Linked DNA regions of Mus musculus: all the other regions are linked to region 4. Evidence: chromatin loops called from intact Hi-C (ENCODE). Cell type or tissue: heart. All regions are shown on one strand.

The links. Hi-C counts contacts between places; a loop is a spot of excess contacts. Peaks named below come from ENCODE experiments on the same cell type or tissue, not always from the same donor. Only the 100,000 strongest peaks of a DNase experiment are listed, where the experiment ranks them.
Region 1: it touches region 4 in a loop (8-fold over the local background); 13 of 42 quality-filtered maps call a loop at or near these places.
Region 2: a loop joins it to region 4, with 2.4 times the contacts of the local background. A loop is called at or near these places in 9 of 42 quality-filtered maps.
Region 3: a loop joins it to region 4, with 7 times the contacts of the local background. A loop is called at or near these places in 15 of 42 quality-filtered maps.
Region 5: a loop joins it to region 4, with 3 times the contacts of the local background. A loop is called at or near these places in 9 of 42 quality-filtered maps.

The regions. Positions count from the first base shown.
Region 1 is chr8:123,922,742-123,926,741 of GRCm38, forward strand. All of the region lies in intron 12 of Nup133 (nucleoporin 133), which reads right to left. Among named protein-coding and RNA genes, the nearest start is that of Nup133, 25 kb to the right of the region's middle. In heart, a CTCF peak has its summit at 2,178 (motif pointing right); a DNase peak (open chromatin) is centred at 2,210.
Region 2 is chr8:124,348,225-124,352,224 of GRCm38, forward strand. No RefSeq gene overlaps it. Among named protein-coding and RNA genes, the nearest start is that of Pgbd5, 84 kb to the right of the region's middle. In heart, CTCF peaks have their summits at 1,729 (motif pointing left) and 3,632 (motif pointing left); a DNase peak (open chromatin) is centred at 1,687; H3K27me3 peaks cover 223 bases.
Region 3 is chr8:123,906,821-123,910,820 of GRCm38, forward strand. It overlaps Nup133 (nucleoporin 133), which reads right to left. Exons shown (of 26, transcript NM_172288.2): 21 at 3,064-3,199; 22 at 936-1,054. Among named protein-coding and RNA genes, the nearest start is that of Gm29773, 14 kb to the left of the region's middle. In heart, a CTCF peak has its summit at 2,233 (motif pointing left); no DNase peak of the experiment used is centred here.
Region 4 is chr8:123,788,656-123,792,655 of GRCm38, forward strand. Gm36188 (a long non-coding RNA gene) reads right to left here and starts at 2,425. Exons shown (of 3, transcript XR_003947606.1): 1 at 1,344-2,425. In heart, a CTCF peak has its summit at 1,568 (motif pointing right); no DNase peak of the experiment used is centred here; H3K27me3 peaks cover 1,974 bases.
Region 5 is chr8:124,366,752-124,370,751 of GRCm38, forward strand. It overlaps Pgbd5 (piggyBac transposable element derived 5), which reads right to left. Exons shown (of 7, transcript NM_171824.2): 7 at 2,298-3,935. The coding sequence ends at 3,740. Among named protein-coding and RNA genes, the nearest start is that of Pgbd5, 65 kb to the right of the region's middle. In heart, a CTCF peak has its summit at 1,667 (motif pointing left); no DNase peak of the experiment used is centred here.

The sequences.
Region 1 (4,000 bases), 130 kb after region 4:
CAGACCACTAACCACGCAATGGTATATTTGCAGGGAAGTGCTTGGACATAGAGGTCAGACAGAACTGTTACCTCCACAGGCTCTAGAGTCACCTTCAAGACAAATCTCTGGAGTTCTCTAAGTTGAGGTGGGAAGACTCAGTCATCGGCCAGACTGAATAAAAAGTGAAGTGGAATGGAACGCACTCCCCACGACCATCCCCTGTGATGACCACTCCCTTTGACCTTTCCCCATGAGGGATGACCACTGTCAGCTCTAAGCTACAACAAAAGTCCTTCCTTTTTTTAAACTGTCAGATATTTGGTCACAACAATGAGGAAAGTAACTAACACACCAGCAAGCACCAGGAAGGAAAATAAACCCTTTAGAGGGAAGGAGAGCTCTCTGGAGGAAGAGGCCAAGGGGTATCAGCCATCCACAGAGCATGCTCTGTTGTCACCAAGGACGCTGCATCAGATGTAAAAAACAGGTCACCTAGTGTCTGAGCAAGGGTTTCTAATGCTGCAATAAAACACCATGACCAAAAAGCAAGCTGGGGAGGAAAGGATACGTCCCCATTGCTGCTTATCAGTGAAGGAAATCATGACAGGAACTCAGAACAGGGCAAGACCTTGGTGGCTGATGGAGGGGCATGGAGGGATGTTACTTACTGGCTTGCTTCCTCTGGCTTGCTCACCTTGCTCTCTTATAGAACCCAGGACCACCAGCCAAGGGATGGCACCACCCACAAGGGGCTGGCCCCATTGATCACTAATTGAGAAAATGCCTTACAGCTGGATCTCATGGAGGCATTTCCTCAACTGAGACTCCTTCCTCTCTGATGACTCCAGCTTGTGTCAAGTTGACACAAAACCAGCCGGTGCACCTGGAAAGTTTGGGGGGAAAGTTCCAGAGCAACAGCATGAAGGACAGTGAGCTCCTAAAAAGAGGACTCTTCTAACCTGGGCAGAGTCATGAGAAAATACCCAGATACCAGTAAGGCCAAGAAGAAGATAAATATGGCCTACACCGAGAAGGCATGAAGGAGATCTAAACATGCACAGCCTGCAGACTGCGGTGTGTGGCTGCACACAACCCCAGGGTCCCGAGGGTGTGCAGGCGCCACTCTAGTCCAACTGTCAAATATGGGAAGTTAGGAGGATCTGGTAGTAACTCAGAACTCTAGTGGAAGAATGGTGTTTTTACTGTGAAGTGTCCACTTCCTTAAAACTCCTGGTCCTGAGCCATGCACAAGTAAAGCTCTTGGGTATAGCTATGTTGGGTATAGCTATGGGTCTAGGGTATAGCTGCGTTGGACCCAGAAACACTTCCTGAGACTATTTAGGCTGAGGCCCCTTTCTGTACCTGGTAACCCTTCCCTGGGAACACCTCAAACTGCCTGCATTAGATGAGCAACACCCCACACTCATGTCTACCTGGAGCCTCGGTGCTCTCTATTTGGGAAGGATGAATTAAGATAAGGATGATCTTGGGGGGGGGCAAAACCCAGCCTACAGCTGATGTAAGGTCACGTGCTGAGTGCAGTGGGACAAGTCTGATACCCTAGCACAAGGAGTGCAAGGCTGAGGGAGAATGATCTCCAGTTCTAGGCTAGCCTAGGCTACACAAGTCGCTGCCTCGAAAGAAAAGAACTAGAAAGAGGCAAACAGAAAAGAAGCATCAACAAGCTCACAAGCTTGTCAGGGGCCATGGTTGTGAGGATGAGAGCATGAACGCACTTCCCAGACCCTCCAGGGCACTGTGGCCCTGTGACCCTGTAATGTGAGCCCCATAAGCCACAGACTTTATGGTCATTTGTCTTTTTTGGTTTCCTCAAAACAGGGTTTCTCTATGTAGCCCTGGCTGTCCTCGAACTCAGAAATCCACCTGCCTCTGCCTCCCAAGTGCTGGGATTAAAGGTGTGCACCACCACTGCCTGGCTTGGTCATTTGTTTTGGTAGCCATAAGAAACCAAAATGAAAGCTACAGTTCCTGGCTGCACTTTCATGCACAGTCTACAAGACCATCACTAGAAACCTGTGCAAGATGAAATAACCCAAATCTCTCTAGTAAGACTCAACCATGCAATACAAGGCCATAAATACACACTCCACTATCTGGTGGTGCCCCCATGTGGACAGGACAGGGAGACCAGCAGACCATAAACAAGGCAGTGTTAGACTGACAAGCTTAGAGTCTCCTAAGTGAACGTGCACCATCCTGCACCATCCTGCAGGTGGCAGTAGAGGCATCTTTCCAAACCAAGACATGCAAGGCAAACTACTGCTCCTTCACCCCTCTCCTCAAACTGCCAGAACCAGCAACCATGCTACCTACAGCCTCGCTGCTCTGGCAAGAGACAGACTTGGCAGGCAAGGCATTTTCCCAAGTCTATTCAAACATAAACCAATCCTGCCTATGAAGGAAAGTACGTAACAGGCAGATAATGTGATGATAAGAAACTGACATGTGAACCAGTGCCCATGGCGGTTCCACTGTACACGCATGCCCTAAAACCTAGACGGCACAGTTCTAAGGCTACTGTGCCCCAAACATACTCCAGTACATCAGGAACCCTGCACTCCACAAACAAGCCCAGCCAGCCCGTGAGAGTGGGGTCAAGTTCTAGGGGCTCTTTGCACAGGTGACTCATCTGCTAAAGACACGTGGTCAGCCCCAAAGAGCTGAAATGATCTCCAGCTGTCGACAACTGGGGCTGGAGCCCCAGGCTTCCAACAGGCTATAGGGATCTACTTGTACAAGACCTAATCAATAATTACAGATGCTTCCCCAAACTCTCATAAACAAAACACCTTGTATTTACAAAATTTTTTGAATAAAGAAAAATGAAAACCAAATAATATGAAGCTAAAAAATAGACAACACTTGAAAGTTTTATCTGTTATGTTTGACTCTCAGGACTATTTGACAATGTTTGGAGATAATGTGGTTATAACAAACAGGGGGAAGGACCAGTGTGGTACCAGGCTTCTAGTGGGAGAGTCAAGGGTGCTGCTCAACAGATGCCCCCAACTGGTTACCTGTCTCAAATGTCAAGGCAGCAATCACACTCTACAGGAAGCAAAGAGCTGCCAGCCAAGGCCCTACAAATGTGAGAAGTCCAGGCCAGAAACAGCCACATCGGAATCTGGGCACAACGAGAGCACAGCTGGGACTTGCCCAACTGCCACCCGACCTGATCTCCAACAGCCAAACTGCAGAATCTGAGCAAGCCTGAAGAACACTGGGTTCTGTGGTAACTAAACCTAAGTCAAAGGAGATGCTTCTGCAACATCCATACAACTCAGTCTGCAATTTATCCACTTTGATACTTTATAAGGGAGACCATGTCCACTGTCTTCAAGACTGCCAATTTGAATGGCCATTGTTTCCCATGAAGGCCGTGTTAAGATCCGATGCTCCCGACCTACACGGGGCCTCACTGGCTGTCAGGTTCAGATAATTGTTTAGAACCTCAGCACCCAGAAAGACTTCCTCGAAACGGCACACTCTCACCACTAGCTCTCAGTGCCCACCAGTGCACAGCAAGCATCAGCAAACTGTGTCCCACACAACTGTAAGCTGTAGCTTATACTTTTGTACATTGTGTGAAGTTTACCCTTGTGTTAATCAAATACTGATTTTTTTCTGCTCCTATATCCTGTTTCAATCTGGACAGGGCATTGTAATCCTTATACCAATAATCTCTGGTCTCAAATTTGTGTAATTCTTACCATTTGTTCTCTACCTTATCAATAAATGCTGATCACCCAATGGCTGGGCAGAACAGAGAACAGGGCGGGCTGTGGACCAAGCAGAGGAAGGAGAGAGGAGGCTCAGATCCTCCAGGAGAATGGAGGGGTGGAGCCATGAGGCAGGGGGTCTGGAGAAAGATCATGGAAACACAGCTAAGCCCAAGGTGCAAGATCAATAATATTATCAAAGCACACTGGGATGGGCTAAGAGGCAGCCACATTAGCAGAGGAGGGTGGGGTCAGCTATTAAGGGGCAGCTTTAAATC
Region 2 (4,000 bases), 560 kb after region 4:
CTGGAGAATACTTTGCCTCTAATTTTCACAACCCATAAAGTGTTTCCCTATTTGGCACTGGGCAAGCTCTAGCAAGCCAGCCATGAACCTGGGTGACTTGTATAGGTCACATGAGGCACCAGCTCTGAGACTGAGCCTGTCCTGGGGCAAGGGGAGGGCTCAGTGTTGTGCTCTGTGTGACAAGAGGTGGTGAGAAGATGGCAGTCCTCCAGGAGAGACCAGGGCAAGCAGCCCCCTTGTAGCAGCTAGCACATGGCAGTTCTCAAGAGCTGGAGAGCATCAGAGAAGGCTTGGGGATTCTGAGGGGAGAGCGAGGACCTAAAGAAACCTCAGTCAGTTTGGGCTTGCACACCAGACCCACTCCTTGCACACTAGACCCGCCCCTTGTACACTAGAATCACCCCTTGCACACTAGACCTGCCCCATGCACACTAAACCACTCTTTGTAAACTAGACCCACCCCTTGCACACTAGGCACACCCCTTGTACTCTATACTGCCCCTTGTACACTAGACCTGCCCCTTGCATATTAGAGCCACCCCTTACACACTAGAACCACCCTTTGACACTAGACCTGCCCCTTGCACCCTAGACCTGCTCCTTGCACACTAAACAACTCCTTGTAAACTAGAACCACCCCTTGCACACTAAACTACTCCTTGCTCACTAGACCCACCCCTTGCACACTAGATCCGCCCCTTAGGCCAGTCCAAAATGGGAACCCTGTGCTCACTTGCAAGAGGGGCATTGTGGGAGAGGTGAGTGAGGAGGGCATTGTGACCCTGTGTTACACCTAGTGGTCCTCCAAGGAGCAAAGACAGGACTGTGAACTCATGAACTTCCCACTGGAGACATTGAATATGCTCTTCAGCAAATTGGACAACCTTGCAGACTGTAGCTATTCTCATCTGCCTCTCGGGGACCTTCAGTGCCCTGGTGGGAGTAGAGGTGGGGCTGTCCAGGAGTCAGGAGGCACAGCCCCTTACCTGCTCGGCTGAATTCCTGTAAGTCAGTCATGGATGCTAAGCCATTTCTCCATGGCAGGAAGAACTGTGGGGCTAGATAGAGTTTTTCAAGAGAGCCAAGTTGTCTGGCTTGGGACGTAATAAGGTGCTAGGGAAAATGGTGGGCTTTGGGTGTGACTAGACCTGACCTCCTCCTTCTCATAGCTGAGCCACTAGCCTGCGTCATTGCCAATCTCCGCTGTAAACTGGAGGGCTGAGATTTGGGCTGTGCACAGCCCAGGTCCAGGTGAGGTCCTTGGCCTCATCCAGTGTCCCTGTGATGGTGGCTCAGCTTGTCCAGTCCCAAGGTTACACTTGCTACTCTTCTCCACTGTAGGCTCCCATCAGATCGGGGGTGGGGTGGGGGGGGAGGGCGGCATGACAACCTACCACCTCTCCCCGTCTCTAAGATTCAGTTGTCCTTCGGCACACTGTGAGCTTATCCTCTACTGGAAAATACGGTTGTAGCATCACGGACCCCTCAAGTGTCCCAGTGCCTCACAAACCTAGACACGGTGACCAGGTGAAGGACTGTGGGGCTCTGCAGCTCCTTTCCTTTCCCATCCCCGCCAGGTCACCCAGTTAGTCCCAGTGACCGTGTTGTTGCTGGTCTCACGTGGGGCTGTGTCTTCTATAATTCCAGCTGCCCACACTCCCCAGTCCACAACACTATTTGGTCTGTTTTGTGCTAATTTGAGGTTCTGCTGCCCTCTGCTGGCCAGACCGGGAACAGCCTCACCCAGAGGTAGGGACATTTCCCAGGAAAGAAAGGCAAAAAAACCTAGGTTTAGAAGATCATGGGATCCAGGTAAGATCAGGCTGTCAGATCTGTTGCTGTGTTGTTACCCTGACACTTTTGAGGTTAGACACAGCACCTAAACCTGCCCCTCTCCCAGGCCCAGTTCAGTCCACCCATTCCAGGGCAATAGCCTTGGATTCTTAGGTACCCTATACTCTAATGTCCTTAGAGGCCTCAGTGACTCCTTCTCAAGATCTTCAGATATTGTGCTTGGCTGCATGGGATCATAAAGGAATTCCCCACCACATACCAGCTTCCCTGAGCCCGCTCAGAATCAGACCGGATTGCAGAGACCGCACTGTCCTATTAGCACCTGGTACAGACACCAAGGTTACCGTGGGCTTCTTGGGTCAAACACCTACTCACTGTCTAGAGAGCTAACGGGCGCAGTCTCAGCAGCCCCTTGCCCCGCAGAACTGTCTCGAACACGTTGAGCTCAGGAGCATCCCTGTGGGGCAGCTCAGAGGTGCTGGCCCATATTTGCCAGGGTCACATAAGGTTTGCTCCAGGAACAAAGGCACTCAGCTTGTGAAGTAACACCTCCCTCCTGACCTGCCACAGTACCTCGGACCCAGTGACAGTGAGTGACAGCCCATGTGCCCCAAGCCTTGGCTTTTACTGTTAGTGCTCTGGGCAAGTGAGAGGTCTGGTTTTCTCCTCTGTGCTGATGAGTGTTCTTCTTACACCTCGGGGTCTGGGATTTGGTGTTCCTCCGTGGTTTGATTTAATGATAGTTGTAGTCTGCTTGCTTCAGGTGCCCTTCTCTCTCAAGGCAGCCACAGCCATGTGTTCCCATGAGCCCCAGCTGTGCCTTGAATGTGGTTTGTGCCCCCCAGCCCCACCCCAATCCCACCCCCACCGGACCCCAACCCTCTACATGCTCAGCTTCTGTTTGGAGGATCTTACTTCTGACCTGCATAGTCCAGGCTGTCCTCAGACTCACAATAAAGTTCCTTTCACCGTGTACTCACACATGCACACATGCGTGCACATGAACGCACGCACACGCACACGCGCACACACACACACACACACAGGGATGACAGGTATATTCCACCATGCCTAACTATGTGTTGAAATTCAGTGCCCACTGGGAGGCTTCAAGGGGACAGGACTTTAGTCCGACTGTCACCCAGTCAGGGCTCTGGAAGGGGGATCTGAATAGGCAAAGTCATCAGGGTGGTGCACCTGACAGTCCTGGTGGCTTTTTAAAAAGGACTGGCTATGGGGCCATCCCTTGTCTCCATGAGATGGCTGAGCCACCTCAGGATGCTGCCAGCCACAAACCATCACCAGCTGGAGCACCTGGGCTCTGACATTGGGGACAGTGAGTGGAATCAAACTTTACAAAGCAACCTAGCTTTGAGCACATCACTAGATCAACAACGACGACAACGAGAAAGAGACCAAGACAGAGAGAGACAGACAGAGGCAGAGACAGAGAGAGACACACAGAGGCAGAGAGAGACAGAGGCAGAGAGAGGCAGAGAGAGACAGAGACACACAGAGACAGACAGACAGACAGACAGACAGACAGACAGAGGACTAAACCTGCCCTCAAAAGCCTATACCACTGAGACATATGACCAGATCTTAGTACCCATGGTAGGAAGGCTGGGACTCAGGATTAGTAAACGAACCCCAGCAGGCCACCTAACTTCAAGGTCTCTTTTCCTTCAGGGTGCATCTGCCCCAGGAAATCTTTGCTCTAAAAGTACCACTTTGACATTACTCCTGTGGAAGGACAGCTGAGGGCCCAGACCTGAGCTCTGAGCCAGAGGGAGGGAGGAGGATGCTGGTGTCCTGGCCCCTAGTGGCCATCTAGGGGCTCGCTGAGCTCATTCTCTGGGATGGACAAAGAATTGAACATCCAGGAAAGAGCGAAGTCCAAGCCACAGAGACAGGGCCTCTGACTTGGGAATGTTTCTATTTAGGAGTATGGGCGCTTTACCTGCATCTATGTCTGTGTATCTCATGTGCCTGGTACAGAGGCCAAAACACCGAGTTGAATCCCTGGAACTGGAGTTACAGATGGTTGTGAGCCGCCATGGAGATAGGTGCTGGGAGCTGAAGCTGGGTCCTCTGGAAGAGCAGCCATTTCTCCAGCCCTGGGCTGACTATTTTACAGGGTCCTCTATTGGTCCTGTTTAAGGCACTCAGCCTTGAAGCTGTTTCTTTTCACAAGGTCTCTTGAGAA
Region 3 (4,000 bases), 120 kb after region 4:
CTTTTTTTTTAATATTGGTGGTGGTACACACCCTTAATCTCAGCACTCAGGAGGCAGAGGCAGGTAGGTCTCCAAATTCGAGGCCAGCCTTGTCTACAAAGTAAGTTCGAGGATAGCCAGAACTGCACAGAGAAACCCCAATCTTGAAAAACAAAACAAAACAAATGTAAAAAAAACAAAAATAAAAAACTTTTTTGATTCAAATTACCAATATGAGTTTTTCCTATCTCCTTCTGCTAGCATTATGTCATAAGACAAATTTCATTTATAAAAACTATATATAATTCTTTAGTAATTTCCTAGTTTTTGCTACCATGGGGGCTTAAATCTATAATGTTTTGCAAAATCCCTTTGCCTCCTCCACCTTAGAAACTGGAGAGTCTAAGGTGTCTGAGCAAGCCTGGCATCACACTTTCCATGAAATAACGGCACATACAGCCTACATCTTAGATGTCTCAACCAGATGCCCTCTCAGGAGAGTGCACCATTCAGGAGCTGTTGCTAACCAGGGCCTCTACACTCTAACAGGTCCTGGACTGTCTGCTTTCCTTTAACTGCAATCAGAGCAGACTGGGGAGAAATGGGAAGAGGAGGGGGAAGGCAGAGTGCACAGCACCAGCTTCTCATCTGATGAATCCGAGGTGCTCTGGCCGTGGCTGGATCACTGTTGCCAGGAAACAGTGCAGTACTGCAGTCTGTGCTTCTGGCTAACGAGAGACGACAAAGTATCACCTAGGAGCGGTCACCTCACAGAATGCATCCTACTCTGCTGCGTCTTGCTAATTCTTCCTGCTCCTAACATCTTTTCTAGGGGAAATGTCTCTGGCAGGTGAGAGAAGGGAAGACGCTGCTGGGAGCTCCGGAGTATGACCTAGCAAAGGCAAGCTGTTCTGGGTGAGGACACAGGACACGGCTGTGACATCTATGACACTTACACTGATGAGTTGTGGTGCGGTCAACACAGGCATTGCACTAAGACTCAGCTGTCTCTCGGTCAGCAGCTGCTCTGGCAGGGTCTCCTGGTGTAGCAGGAAGCGCTCTTGCTCAGCCATGGCTGGTGATCAAGGACACAAAGGGATTTCACTTCTGCCATCATCATTAAAATGCAAATTGAAGCCAACCAGCTCTAAACAGCTCTAAAGGCAAGTCACTGCTACCCAAATCTCCAGATGTTATGCCTCTAACTGCTTATTCTTCATTGCTGACAACAGATTTACTGTTTGATCCAAGACCACAGCAGCAGAAAGTATCTGCCAAGAAAGAAAGCTACTTCAGGAGGTGAGTGCCCTCTACAAGTCCCACCTGAGGGCAGCTCAGTGAAAGAGTACGGCAGTGTTATCCAGAAACCAAGTCATATCAGAAAGCCACATGCCCTTGCATTAACAGGTAAGAACACTCAGTGGATGGGTCCTAGCCCTGTCCTCCGCACTGCTCTAAGCCCACCACAGTGGTCACAACCGACAGGCTAAAGCACAGCATGCCCACCCATAGCAGCAATGTTCCACAGACTTCCAGCCAGCAGAACCAACCCAAAATCACAGGAGTTCCTTCAGCAGGTGGAAACCTCCAATCGACCCCACCCCTTCCCCACAACTCAAACTTTCCACAGAAATTACTCATACACTAAAATTAATTTTTGAGACTGAGATTTGCCAGGTTCTACCTCCTAGTGGGATTACAGGAGTTTTCATAAACAACTTTTTTTTTTTTTGAGCCAGGACCTCACATAGCCCAGGCTGGCCTTCAGTTTCCTATGTAGCCAGGATTGGCCTTAAAACTTCTGTTCTTCCGCTTTAGCCTCGAAGGTGCAGGGGTCACAGGCAGGCACAACCACCAGGCCTGGCTTTCCTCCTCCATTTCTACCCCTCCCCCTTTTCTATCACAGGGAGGCTGCAGGCTTCATGACATTTAATTTCTAACTTCAGGAGGTATTCCTAAGAATAAGGACATAGTTTAATTCCAGAACTAGGGAAGCAGAGGCAGGAAGATCTCTGAGTTCAAGGCCAGCCTAGTCTGGAGTGAGTTCCAGGATAGCCAGACCTACACAGAAAAACCTTGTCTCAAAAACAAAACAAAACAAAACAAAAACACAAAACAAAACCAAGGTTGGAGAGATGGCTTAGCGGTTAAGAGCACTGGCTGCACTTCCAGAGGTCCTAAGTTCAATTCCCAGCAACCACATGGTGGCTCACAACCATCTCATCTGTACTGGGATCTGGTGCCCTCTTCTGGTGTGTCTGAAGAGAGTGACAGTATATTCATATACAAATATTAAAGAAAAAAACAAACAAAAACCAAAACACAGGTGAAAAAGGGCATTTAATCACAAACAGCATTACCCAGCCTTCAGAAATTAACAAGCCTATTGCAACATCATCTAATATTAAATCTGTTCATTCACAGCATTGGTGGGGGGGCAGCCTGGGCTTCATAGTGAGACCCTATTTCAAGGAAAAAAAAAGTTTAAATTTCCTAGGTCTTCCCAAAATCCTCCCCACAGTGGTTTGGCTGAGGGGGTGACCCTTCTGTCTTCCCAGTACTAACAACTGAAGGGTGCAGGCTGGCGTGTGCACAGTGTCTTGCTCCCCTGTGAAGAGATGCAGGGGCAGGCTAAGCACTGGCTAAAGGACATGTGAGCTGACGACGTGAACATGTCACAGCACTTCAAAAGTGTGAAACATGGGCCTGTCTTAGCTGAGAGGTCTGTGTACCTGACGGAAAAACACAGAATTATCTTTTCATCAACCCTCAACTCAATGGCTTAGCTTTTGCAAGTGTAGAAAGAAGCCAGAGGCTGACATGGATGCCTTCTTCAATTGACCTCCACCTTATTTACCAGAGCTCACTCATGTGGCCAGACTGGCACTAATGGGGCCAGCAAGCCCCAGGATGTTCTCGTTTCCACCTACTCAGCAGAATGATGGGCTAACGACTCCAAGTTCATGACTGAATGGTAAAGTATGGGCAGTCAGTAAGACAGGCAGCAGCATCCTACTGAAATGGAGCGACTCCAGACAGACACAGTGCAACTGACTCACGTGCCTTTTCATTCGGACCCCTTACCTTCAATCTTCTCTTGCAGCCTGTCCTCTGAAATGTCTGAAGCTAAAGCTGCCAGTTTACTCAAGCCAAGAAGGGTTTTTTTCTTTGCAAAGTAACGAGTTTCCATATTTGCCAAACCTAGCAGTGTTGTATGAGCCTACGAAAAACAAAACAAGGACGCTGTCTGAAAGGAAGACATAGTGGTGAGCAACAAACCGAGCTGAGATCAATGTCAAAGCACTAGCAACACACCGTGAGCTCTCAAGCTGACAGGGCAAGCATGAGAAGGGAGACTTAGAAAACAGGCGCTCCATTCCAACTGTGTGCTCACTCGGCACCCTGGCACCAGCACACTTTAATATGCACCATTTTACGCCTAATGTGAGTTTTGTGTATGTGCTCGTTTGTGTGCATTCAGCTCAGAGGTGTCTGGTGTCTTTATTGGTCACTCTCCAGCTTCTTCTTCTAAAAGATTTATCTATTATGTACACAGAGTTGTGCCTGCATGCCAGAAGTGGGCACCAGATCTCATTATAGATTGGTATTTAGCCACCATGTGGTTGCTGGGAATTGAACTCAGGACCTCTGGAAGAGCAGTCAGTGCTCTCAACCTCTGAGTTATCTCTCCTGCCCCCAGCTTCTTTTATGAGACAGGATCTCTCACCAAACTTAGTGCTCATGGACACAGGCTGGCTGCCCAGTGAGCTGGGGATCTACCTATCTCTGCCTTTTCAGTACTGAAACCTTGTGTGTGCACTGTGGGTCTGGCTTTTTACAAGGGTTCTCAGGATAACTAAGACCCTTCTGTTTGTACAGCAAGCACTTTACTGACTGAGTCATCTCCACAGACCCCATGATTTGAATTTTTATTAGAAGTCATTAGCAAGAAAAAACTAATGATTTTATATAATAAAATATCTCTCTCCAATGATGAAAGAGAACAGGAGGCATGCTGGTG
Region 4 (4,000 bases):
AACAAATAACACCTGTCAAAGCTGAGAGAGAAATAAGGTTTTCAAACGAGCAAGGGCTAAGACTTTCGCTGCAGGCATCCTTGTTCCGCAGAATGCCTTCAGGAGGGGGAGGGGGTGGAGGGAGGGAAGGAGGGAGGGCAGGTGTGGGAGCATGGGGGTGGATTTTTAAAGCCTTGTGCTTCAGATGTGACTCTTTAAAAGCAGGGGTGAGTCGCCTGTTTCCCGCTTTTGAACACAGAAAGCTTTTTTAAAAGTCTATGTGTGTCACTTCCGTGTTCCCGTGACAGAAGTGAGTAATTGCCACAAGGACTCTGTGACCCTCAAGGTCTGGAATTGTACAGAACTCATGCCACTGCTGGTCTAAATCAAACCGTGGAGCTTGCATTGCACGAAGCATATATTTTCCTGGCCTCAAATCCTGCCTCTGCCTCCTCCCAAGGACTGTGATATGTGTGTGCCACTTCATTTACGTGGGATGGGACCCATAGCTTTGTACACAGGAGGGAGGCATTCTATTAAGGGAGCGACAGCCAGGGCCCAGAAAGAGAAAATTTATTTCAGATCATGTTTCTGCTGTGACGTTTGGGATACATTTACTTAAAGTAAAAGCTACCTGTGTTAGCAGAGTTCTGGGAGTTTTGTTTGTTTGTTTGTTTAAATAGAACAAGGAGCCCAGTCCAGTCTCTCTGTGTCTCTCTCTCCATGTCTATCTCTGTCTCTAGCTCTCTCTGTCACTTGCTAGGCTTCAAGGAAGCTTTAGCAGTACTGTGTCGTTCATAGCTCGGGAGGCTAGAAATCCGCCATGATGTGAAGGCCCAACTGGAACTGACGTAGGCCCTCCTGGGGCTACTGGTAATCCTCACACCTTTTTGTTTATAGATGCTCCAAGCTCTGACCTGCTGTCAAGATGTTCCTCCCTCTGTAGGTCTCTCCTTTTCGTCAGACACGAGGAACATTGGATTAAGGGGCTGCCCCAGGGCCATTCTTCCTCTCTCTTTCCAGTGTGTACAAGAGAGTGTGTTCGCACGTCCACACATGTGCTGCATATGGAGGACAGAGGACACGGGGCAGGAGACAGGAACGTCCGTCCTTCCAGGGACTGAATTCAGGTTGCCAGGTTTGCTGCCAAGTTCATTCCCCAGTAAGGATGGGCTACCTCAACAGCCCGTGTCATATCTTCCTGTTCTTTGTGTATGAGTGCTTTGCCTGTATGTATGTATGTATGTATGTACGTATGTATACACACCATATGCATGCCTGGTGGCCAGCAGAAGCCAGAAGCTGGAGTTCCAGATGGTTGTGAGCTGCCATGTAGGTGTTGGAAAGGAACCCCAGGTACTCACCCAGAACAGCAAATGAGCTTAACTGCTGAGTCATCACTCCAGCCCAGGTCTTCTCTTTCATAATAGCACCTGCAAAGAACCTTTTCTCCAGATAAGTCACATCCTTTAGGAACACAGTTCAACCCACAACACTTCTATAAACAGCATCCTCCATCGGCAGAGATGGCCACTCCTTCTCAGGCTACCTTGGCTCTCTGGCTCTGCCAGAAGCGAGAGACTCTGGGTGCACAGGCCACCAGGAGGCGCCAGAGGACCAAAAATGATCTCCAACTAACTTTATTGTGTTTCCTTTGCATGAAGGTTCAACTGTTTCTAAAACAAGGGTCTTCAGGCATGACAAGGCAGAGAGAGAGAGAGGACGTCCTAGCATCTCAGTCACAGGTTCTAAGCAGCTTTAAAACTCCCTGGTCTCTTGGGCGGTAATATCACACAATTTTAATCCCAGCACTTGGGAGGCAGAGGTAAGTGAATTTCTGAGTTCAAGGCCATCTGGTGTACAGATTGAATTTCAGGACAATCAGGACTACACACAGAAACCCTGTCTCAAAAAAAAAACAAAAACAAAAAAAAACCCAAAACGAAACAACCTCACTGGTCTCGTGTGTCACGGCCCTGGGAGACAGCCGGGCTCCAGATCTCTCCAGAACATGAGGGTGGATAATGGAGGAGCTGGAGCTCCCCAGAAGCTTTGAGCATCCAGAGAATGGGGTGTCCATCCGGCAATGGCTTACAACAGATGACCAGTCTGAAGTTGGAAACCCAGCCTCATCCCTGAGGGGAGAGGGGACATTTTAAGGCTTCAGGAAGGACATTGGAAGTGGCCACTTCCCTGATGGTCCTATCACTAGTCTTCTTCCTAGTCCCTCCAGCTTTCTTCTAACGTCACTGTACAGCAGGCTTCATGGAACCTCTAAGTCCTAAAGCCTTCTGCAAACCAACTTCCGGTTATCTTACACTCAATGGTGAACAACAGTTCCTCCTTTCCTGGGGGAAACATTCATCCTCTCGGTCCTCTAGCAGGGGTGGGGGAAGAGACACCGGGGGCTTTGGGGGTACACAGAGAGAAAGAGGCATACACACACAGAGACACACAAAAGAGAGGCATACACCCACATACACACACACAAAAGAGAGAGGCGCACACACAGAGGCACAGAGAAAGAGGCACACACAGAAAGAGAGAAAGAGAGAGAGAGGCACACACAGAGAGAGGCATACCCAGAAAGAGAGGCACACACACACACACACACACACACACAGGAGATAAAGGCTCAGACAGGCCTCTTGACTACCTCAGTGGGAATCTGTCTTGAGATTTAATGCTTGGCTGGCTCTAAACAAGCTCCTGGGCTGGGCCTTCGTCGAGGCTCGCACAGCTCCGCAGCTCCCTTTCTGCCCTTTCTGCCTGTTTAGGGCTGTGACAGACAGCACACTCTGGTTCTAGTTCATTTGTTCTGAAAATATTTGCTTGGGACCTAAACTGTACCCGGGTCTGGAGAAGGCGCTCGCGGAGGGAAAAGTAAGAAGAACAAAGACAAGTCTCCAGCCTCAGCGCTTGCATCTGGGGTCAGTGGCTACAAACACTTGACAGAACAGGACAGAACTGTCCTGCAGGAGAGAGGCCCGCAGAGGGGAAGGGAATGGGAAGATGTTCAACAGTAAGGAGACCAGCGATTGCAGTGTTCAAGGGGATGTTGAGGAGAGCTCCCAGCCAACGCCCACCCTGGGGACCACAGGGAGCACAGAAGGGAGGATTCTGGACAGTGCATAGTCCTCCCCACCTTCTGGAGAGCCTTCGAGGCCTGTGTCCTGCAGCCGCTCTGAGCAAAAGAGGAATACCGGGAAAGGAATCCCTTCCATTGGAAGGAAGCTGCCAACACAAAACTGATACTGTAGCTTGAGTGTTAGTTAGTATGTGTACATTTCTAACCATGCTTTCTTCTGAAGGACTCGCCCAGGAGGGTCTCAGAAGATGTCCTCACTGCCCAGACACACAGCGATCTGCATGACTGGCACGCATCAGCCCCCGCCTCTCCACTCTGTTCTCCATAACAGGCTGTAAATCAGTAGCCCCAGGAGCAGAATCACTCCCTGGGCCCCCTGGGATGCTAGACCTGGACCCGAAAGAGGCCAGGGTTCCACAGAGATGACCAGCTGCTCAGAACCACCCATCGGTTGCCCTGTCGTGGGGGACATGGGTGTTATGACCTAGCAGCCTAGCTAGGAGCCTGCAGAGACCATCGGATACTTGGCTTGCTGTGTAACATGCTTCCGCTATTGGCCTTGAGTTTGCCTAGAAATACACGAGAGGCCTTTCTTCCAAATGCCCTCCCTGTCAGGGATGGTGGGTCATGCCTGCAATCGTAGTACTTGGGTGATTTTAAACAAACCTGGGCTACATAGCAAACAAAACTATCTAAAGGAAACAAAGTAGCAGGGGCTGGTGATACATCACAGTGGCAAAGTACTCCCTTAACATGCTCAGTCCTAGTGCCACCAAAGCAAAGCAAAGCAAAGCAAAGCAAAGCAAAGCAAAGCAAAAGGCATTGCACCATGTATAAACCAAGAAAAGGATGCTTACAGAAAAGCAGTATAGATGATCATAGGGTGGTCAGTGCAGAAACTTATGATGCAGATAAGTAGTGGCTCAAACATTC
Region 5 (4,000 bases), 580 kb after region 4:
TGTTCTTAACTGCTAAGCCACCTCTCTAGACCCAGATGTCTATCGGTCTGTCTGTCTGTCTGTCTCTCTCTCTGCAACATTAGAAGGAAACTTACAGTAAAACAAAACAAAAAACCCTAAATTTTCTCTGCCTTATTAATCGTTTTGTTTTGTTTTTTGTTTTTTTAACCTGTGTGTTTATACTTAGCTTTTGTGTACACATTGGGTAGGAAGAGAGGGCCTTGCCCAGGGCCTGTCAACTACCTGTTTGTGTTAACCCATTGCAGGCAGGCCACACACAAACAGAACATGACCTGTACTCTTAATGAGCCCAGAGGAAGTGGGATCTATCCCACCTGCATCACAGGAAGTGCCCATGGTGCTGCCCACCCGCCCTTGTGGTAATGGCCGCATACACACTCCTGCACCCACACAGTCAGGTGCTGAACCTGGCTTCTGGGAAGCCGCCACCCATGGCCTGGCTGTAGATGAGAGATCTGAACCCTTCGGGCCTTGGGTCGGGGTAGTGTCCATCTGGACGCCTGCATACAGATTATTCCATCTTGGTGGTTGGCCTCCCTGGCTAGCAGCCAAGGAGTTTCTGCCTAGGATGACCCACCTAAGTATTCAAAGATGACCCAATGACCATAGAAGACAATGTCCCAGTTTGAGGCTCTTGTCGGGCAAATACTGAACCTGGAAAGGAAAGTGGCAAATACATAACTTTTTACAATCTGAGCTGAGTTCACACTACAACCTCAGAGCCTGAGCTGCTTCGAGCCTCGAGAGCCAGGTGCCTTGAAGAAATGGGAGGGTCTGGAACACATGGGTCTTTCACTTCTGTGCCTGCTAACAAAGAACATGCTTAAATGGAGAGAGGCCTCACTGACCGTGGGATGCGGACATGCCACCGGCCCCATGTATTCTTCCAGGCCTGCGGAGGTGGTGGCTTATGGGGTATGCAGGAAGGATTTGGGTCTTGTGCATCTTCAGTGTCCTCTCCAAGGCTGAGATTTGAAGACATTTTCCTCTGTCTATGGCACTCCTGGGAGGTGGCAGAACCTTTAGGAAGGGTGTCTAGTGGAACAGGGTATGCCCTTGAAGAGGGATCCTGGGCCTGGGCTCTATCCTTCCTCCCTCCCCTCTTTCCTGCCTGTCATGACGTCAACATCTTTGTTATACCATGTCCTCTTGTCAAGAAATTCTGCCTTAACCCAAAGCAGAAAGAGCCAATGCTAGTACAATGTGCAGAGTGAACTAAATAAACACTGTCCTCCAATCTAGGGGACCAGCCTTTGTCTTGGTGACAGGAAGCTGACATAAGGGCCTCTCTCCCTGGTCACTGGGGTTATCTGATTCCTGAAAAGCCAGTGTCTGCTTGAAGACCAAGAGAAGCTGTGAGTCCTGACATCTTACCAATGCTGTGGAGGCAAGGTCTAGGTCTGGAAGGCTTTCTAAACCCATACCACATGCCATTCTGACCTTCATGAAAAAAGAAAAGCTCTTCAACTTACAGATGCCTCACAGGCTGCAGTGCCCCTCCCGCCACTGCCTAGCTACCATTCCCCCCCACCCCACCCCCACACCGCTATTTACAGAACAGGTGGCAAGAGAGCCACCAACAGCACCTCTAACCTAGGAAGGCTCCAGCAGTCGACAGTCTGTAGAACATCGCCACCTGCTGGTCTCAGGTGCACACTACAGTCTGTGGGAGACTCAACAGTTCCTATCCACCCTTCAGCAGGGAATATATTTCTGAACCCCAAGACCCTCCGTGGGTGCTAGAATTACACGCTATGTTTCTTCCTTTACGTACACTCTTGGGATAAAGTTTAATTAGTCACAGAAAGAAGTTAACGATAAAATACAACAACTGTAGCAATGTGCTGTAATAAAAACTTACAACTTATGGATTCTTTGTTTCTGTAATTTTCCATTTAGTATTTTTTGGATCACAGTTGACCTCAGGTAACCAAGACTAAAAATAATGGGGGGGGGCCTGAACAACTACACTCAGAACTGCTACTAACATTCACCCACGTGTGTATATGTGTGTGTATATATATATATATATATATATATATATATATATATATATACATATATATATATATATATGAATACATACATATATATGTATATATATGTATATAAAATATATTCACACATCAAATCCTAACTGGTTTCTTTTTATAAACTGTTCAATGTTTCAAGATTCTAAGAACAGTTCAGCTCATACGTTCCTGGTCACCCATGGGAAAGCAAGTTCAAGGGGAACAGCTCTCTAACTCTTTGAAACAAAATCACATACTAACAGCCGACATCTAAATAGACTTTTATTTTTTATTTTTCTTGTTTGGACAGAAAAGAAAAAGTCATTGGCCTTCATTAGGCTCCCTAAGCGTTGGAAACACCTGAACTCAGGAAGAGTGGGCCTTGTAGAAAAGCATCACAAATTGAAAATATATTTCTCCGTGTGGTGAAAGTGCTTTTGATCCCATTAAGGGTACAGCAAAGGTTATCTTAAACACAAACTGAAGTTGGGCCTGTGATCTGTGGCATTGCGGGTCCCACCGCAGGCGAGGGTGCTTGTGGAGAGAGTGGACACAGATGTGACAAGGTGTGGAGAGCATTCTGCTGCCAGCCACGCCTCGGCTCACTGAAAGGATGAGGAAGTGCCCCAAAGCCCCTGCCGAGGACAGTCTGCATCTGGGGACATTAGGTGCCATTAGATCAGGAGGAAGGGCTGCAAGGTGTGGAAAAATCCTTGTATCCCATCTGTGGGGACAGTGGGCCCACCTTGAGGCTCAGGCTCCATGGAGAGATGTCAACCTCTGGTGGGAAGGACCTGGGCCTATGGGAGATCCCACAGGGTCAGTCCCCAGCCAGGGCCTCCTAATCCTGCTGTGACTTTCTAGGGGACCCCATTCTCACAGACAGAGGGAGGTGAAGGATTTTGTTTTCATGATGCTATAGAGTTCTCAAGACAGGTAATTCTGCCAACAGTGACAAGGTGACAGAGTATTCAGTCTGCAGGCTCCCCAGGCCTTGGTAGCCATAGCTAGCTACATCTGTCCTGGAAGCCAGCGGCCCTTCCTAACCTGCCACAGGCCAGAAACAGAACTGTGATCATGCAGGGAGCTGTGAAGGTATGTGGTGTCAGAGAGTGGGGAGTGGGGGGCACATCTGTTCACAGTAGACCTTAAGCAACAGTAGGGAATTAACCTGAAGATACATTGAAAACAAAACAAAACAAAACAACCAACCAAAACAAAAAAAAAAAACAAAAACCCGGCATTGTTCTCCCCTCCTCGCCCTGCTCGCTGCAGTCCCGTGGAGGACAGAACAGGAGCACCCTGTTTACAGTCAGCAAGCTGCAGCCGCCCCTGCCCCCCCTGGCTCTGAGTTTTAATGGCACCACACTGCATCTCTTCTTCCAAGGGAGCCATCTAAGCTGATCTCATGGGAGAGTGCTAGGAACCCATGCCCCGGATGCTGTGGGGTGGCACCGAGGGGTCCATTTTGTAAGCTTGCCTGGTCTGAACTTGAGCCCGTCATGATCTTTCACACTCTGGAAAGCGGAGCACGGTCCACTGGTCCTACTGCTGGTACCTTCCGAGGTCACCTGTATCAGGCTCTGGGGAGCCACCCTTTGTGGGGGGTGATGTGGAAAGCAGACTTCTGACCACACATGAGCCCTCCAGCCAGCAGGCAGGTGACAGGCTCCTTCCTTGTCCCTGACACCCCTGGGCCAGCAGTCTCAGTGGGCTGGCGATGAGTCCTCCAAGCCCAGCAACTCCCTGACAAGTCTCTCTCCGAACTGTGCCCGGCTGTACTTCTTCACGTGGTAGGCGTCTGACATTTTGTACAGGATGTAGGCGTTGTTGACGGCGATGCTGATGGCGAACCAGAACACTTGCTGCCACGTCTTGTTTGGCTTGTGAGAGATGAAATACCTGGGAAGAGGAGGAGGCACGGCGCTGTGTAGCTGTTCCCTGAGGTTTACGCGCCCCCCTCATTA